Linked DNA regions of Homo sapiens: region 2 is linked to region 1. Evidence: read pairs that join two places in POLR2A ChIA-PET (ENCODE). Cell type or tissue: MCF 10A. All regions are shown on one strand.

The links. ChIA-PET counts read pairs that join two places held together with the same protein. Peaks named below come from ENCODE experiments on the same cell type or tissue, not always from the same donor. Only the 100,000 strongest peaks of a DNase experiment are listed, where the experiment ranks them.
Region 2: POLR2A ChIA-PET joins it to region 1 with 5 read pairs; 2 of 35 experiments call an interaction of 5 or more read pairs at or near these places.

Annotation. Positions count from the first base shown.
Region 1 is chr17:37,429,508-37,432,007 of GRCh38, forward strand. The region is part of intron 4 of TADA2A (transcriptional adaptor 2A); the gene reads left to right. Among named protein-coding and RNA genes, the nearest start is that of TADA2A, 24 kb to the left of the region's middle. In MCF 10A, no CTCF peak of the experiment used is centred here; DNase peaks (open chromatin) are centred at 674 and 1,014.
Region 2 is chr17:37,569,330-37,571,829 of GRCh38, forward strand. SYNRG (synergin gamma) reads right to left here. Exons shown (of 22, transcript NM_007247.6): 9 at 2,462-2,500; 10 at 1,308-1,556. Among named protein-coding and RNA genes, the nearest start is that of SYNRG, 39 kb to the right of the region's middle. In MCF 10A, a CTCF peak has its summit at 1,352 (motif pointing left); a DNase peak (open chromatin) is centred at 1,402.

The DNA of each region.
Region 1 (2,500 bases):
AGGGGTTCAAGTTATCCTTCCACCTAGGCCTCCCAAAGTGCTGGAATTATAGACATGAGCCACCATGCCCAGCCAGAGAACATCTTTAGAATTGGGCCTCCTACAGCACTGCAGTATATTTACTTCAGTCTCTTAAAAGTTTAGAAAGGGTGAATCAGCATCTCTGAGCCTGACTATTGGTGGAGTCCTATTAAAATGAGTTTCTGGGCTTATAATATTCAGGGTCAGATTCTAGGCCACAATGAATTAATCAAAGAACCAGTTAGAGTTCTTGGGAGCCAACTAACTAGCCTTCCTCTATCCATCTCTAAACAATTTCAGTCTTTTAATGGCTTCAGTAATTGTAAGACTTGGAATAAATTTTTTCCCCCTTTAAATGCAAAAATGAAGGGTTAGGAGACTGTTCAAAGTAGCTGTGGATTTGAGTTAATTTCACCAAGGTTATCAGGTCTTCAGAAAGCTGGTTTATTTTTCCCAAATTAATGCGAGAATACCTAGAGCCAGAATACAAATTTATTCATTCACATTGTGAAATAACTCCTTAAGGGATAATTCAGTATAGCTTGGGTAGGTTGGTAGTCATGCTTATTCACTGTAGGAAAGCTGACCATGAGCTTTCTTTAGCTATTCTGGCATCATGTCTTCTTCATAATGCTGAAAGCACTGACTAAGTTTCACTCCACATCACTTCATTCTGATTACATCATCCTTTTCTCACGTATTCAACACCCATACAATCACATTTCAGAGTACTGTCCTTTACTTTGGGGAGCTTTTGGGGGTTACTAATACTTCCTTTTTGTGGCCCATCTTATTTATTCCCAGTGAATCTTTCCTTCTATAGGCATGATGACCAAATTTTAGCTTTCTACACAAAACTTGATTTTTTTGCCTCAGATAACTTTAAATGGTTTTCAGTACTTTTGTCATGTCACAGAGCTGTATTTTTGGGAGTTACTCATGCTGTGGTAGGTGGTGTGTTAACCAGGATTTCTGAATTCTATGCCTATTTTTGTCTTGTAATTCTTAGAACTTTGAACAAGTCAAGGCAGCTCTTTCTGCCACACCCTTTTATACCAGTGATTCTTAAACTTCAGTACATAAGAACTGCCTGGGAGCTTCTTATAAATGTAGATTTCTAGACTCTTCTGTGAGAGATTGTGGTTCAGAAGTGCTGAGGTTTGGTCCAGGAGTTGAATAATATTAATTCAACTTTTTGTAAAACTGCCTTGTGCCTTCTTTGGTGTGTCTGTGATGTAGAAAGTTTTTATTGTTTATCTCACAGTAAAGTTGGTTGAGAAACAATTAATATTCTAAAATACAGTTTTACAAATGACAGTCTCTTCAACTAATGTGTGTGTTGTCATATTTACATGTCTTTTGGTACTTGCTGAATTGAGAGTGATTATGAATTTAGTATAGATATAGACTCTGAAATTTCTCTGTTGGATTTCATAATACCTCATGTGCTAGATATATTCGTAGTACGTGCTCAGATGAAAATGTGTTGCTTATTGGTAGTGTAATCTCACAAATCATGACTTTTTTTTTGTCATTAACAAAAGGTATAACAAGTTCTAAGTGCCTGTGTAATCTGAAGACCTCCTGTGTGGTCTTCAGATTATTTTTTTTTTACTTGTTATTATAGAAAAGTTCAGATATACACAAGAGAGAATGATGTTTGGTTATCTATTGCTATGTAACAGCTACCTCAAAACCTCATGCTTAAAAATGACCATTTTATTATCTCCCACAGTTTTGTGGGTCAGGCATTCAGATTAGGCACAGTGAGGGTGGCTCTTGGCTCCACATGATGTACTTAGGCTGAAAGTCCCAAGAGGGTTATGAATTTAGTATAGGCATAGACTCCAAAATTTCTCTCTTGGATCTCATAATACATCATGTGCTAGGCATATTCATAGTACGTGCTCAGATGAAAATGTGGTTGTCATTGTAACCAACTACTACATAATGGTAATAAATTTCCGTTTACCCATCACTAACTCTTAAAATTATTGACTCGTGGCCAATCTTACTTTATCTAAACCATCACCTTTTCTTTTATCTTTTCTTTTTTTTTTTTTTGAGACAGAGTCTTGCCCTGTCGCCCAGGCTGGAGTCCAGTGGGTTGATTTCGGCTCACTGCAACCTCCGACTCCTGGGTCCAAGCGATTCTCCCGCCTCAGCCTCCTGAGTAGCTCAGATTACAGGCACACACCACCGTGCCCGGCTAATTTTTGTAGAGACAGGGTTTCACCATGTTGTCCAGGCTGGTCTTGAACTCCTGACCTCAGGTGATCTGCCCACCTCGGCCACCCAAAGTGCTGGGATGACAAGCGTGAGCTACTGCACCCAGCCTAAACCATCACCTTTCTAGATTATTTTGAAGCAAGTATCCTAGACAGTATATCATTTCATCTTTCAGTATTTCATTAGGTCTCTACGTAATTCTAGTCACTTTTCACATTCCCCGTCATTTCATAAAGGCTTAATATCTAAA
Region 2 (2,500 bases), 140 kb after region 1:
AACCCAGGAGGCAGAAGTTGCAGTGAGCCGAGATTGTGCCACTGCACTCCAGCCTGGGCGACAGAGCAAGACTCTGGCTGAAAAAAAAAAAAAAAAAAAGCTAATCTATACATTTGTAAAATAGCTGAATGATATTCATTGGGTTACTGAGCGCCTACCATCTTTAAAAGATATATCTAGCCGGGTGTGGTGGCGGGCACCTGTAATCCCAGCTACTTGGCAGGCTGAGGCAGGAGAATGGCTTGAACCTGGGAGGCAGAGGTTGCAGTGAGCCACGACCGTGCCACTGCACTCCAGCCTGGGCAACACAGCAAGACTCTGTCTCAAAAAAAAAAAAAAACTAAAAAGGAAAGGTCAAAATGCTACAAAAAAAAAAAAAAAGACATACAGCTATATCATGCATGTTTGCAAATTAAGTGACACAAGCTCATCATAACCAATCACATACATGTACAAAGAGTGGACACTGACTCCTAATCCCACACTCCAGAAGTACTGTTAACAGCTCATTTGTTTTAAAGACAAATGAGATTACACTATATTGCTCTATACTTTAACTATATAACAAAGACACATTTCCATGCAGTACATGTAGATCTATCTCATTCAGTTTAATGATTACCACTGTGTGAAGGAATTGAAATTTATTTAACCTTTCTCCTCCTGTTGGATATTTAGCTATTTCTACTTTTTACTCTAACAAACAATGTTACAACAAAAATTCTTGTATATCTTTGCTAATTCGAGTTACTATTCTTGGGATAGATTTCTAATAATGTGACTACTAGGATAGAAGATATAGACATGCTGAGGCTTTTTTTTTTTTTTTTTTTTTTAAACTCAGTCTCCTTCTGTTGCCAAGCAGGAGTGCAATGGTGTGATCGTAATCATAGCTCACTGCAGACTTGAACTCCTGGGATCAAGTGATCCTCCTGCCTCAGCCTCCAGGGTAGCTGGGACTACAGGTACACACTATCATGCCCAGCTCAACATGTAGAATTTTGATTGCTATTGCCAAGTCTGCCTTTCAACAAGGCTGTACCAATAAGCCTAGAGTGTATTAGTCACTTTTACCCTACTTTTTCAATGACATTAAATATTATATATTTAAAACATTTTTGCTAATCTGAGAAGTGAAAAACTAAAGTATTTTAATTTCAGGTTTAGCAGTTTTTCTGAAAGATACAACCTAAGAATTTAAATGTGCTCACCATAATCCAGTAACCTACTCTATGTATCCCCGGAAAAAATGGTGCCCAGATTCACTTTCAGTGATTATCTGAAATATGCACAGCTTCGCCATTTACCTGATTTGCAGGGTAGGTTGGTATGAAACCACTAGAAGCCTGGGCTGCAGCTCCACCCACTGGTCCAACAAGGTTAATGCCCATGACTGGCTGTCCAAGGCTGAGGGGCATGGAGCCCGCAGGACCTGAAGGTATCACAGTTGGCTGACTCACCGGTGTAGGCAGAGTCATAGAAAAGCCACTTAAAGTTGGAATAGGAGCTGCTGGGAACTGGTTTAAAGCATCAGGACTCATTGCAGGAACGCCCCTCTACAAATGATAGAAAGAAAATGGATTAGAGGATTGTAAACCACATACGGTCGAAATCTGGCAGAGACCGAAAGGTAAAAAAATCTGTAGCCTTTGCATGTTTCCACTCCAACTCTCAAAACTCATGAATTTGATTTAAGAAAAAAAGTTACAAGGTCAATGCAAACCTAATACTTAAGAAAGAAATGGCCAACACATATCAGTTCTGACATTTTCACTTTCTGACAAGTTTGGTTAATTCTATATGATCAAATCATTTAAAATGACTTTGCAATAAAAGAAAAATTTATACCAGACTGAGAATACTTTATCTGTATCTATGAAATTTTAGAGAAGAATTTCAAAACACAGAGTAATTTCACCTATTACTGACTAACTTTCAAGTTCAGAGAATGTTAATATTAAAAGTCTTTAGGCCAGGCGTGGTGGCTCATGCCTGTAATCCCAGCACTTTGGGAGGCCGAGACAGGTGGATCACTTGAGGTCAGGAGTTCGAGACTAGCCTGGCCAACATGGTAAAACCCCATCTCTACTAAAAATACAAAAAGTAGCCGGGCATGGTGGTGGGTGCCTGTAATCCCAGCTACTTGGGAGGCTGAGGCACGAGAATCACTTGAACCCGGGAGGCGGAAGCTGCAGTGAGCTGAGATCTCGCCACTGCACTCCAGCCTGGGCAACAGAATGAGACTCAGTCTCAAAAACAAACCAAAACAAAAAGTCTTTAAACAAAGGAATAACTTGCTATTATGCACATCTTATAAACTCTACATTTTTGAAGTACTATATCCTGAAAATGATCTAAATTTTAATGTACAAGGAGTTACACAATGTAGTAAAAAAGATTTCATATCCTTGCAATTTATATTAATAAAGTTATTTGATCTAACTTAAGAAACATTGTTTACCTGTGTTACCGCTATCATGGCTAGAACGGTATAAAGTTC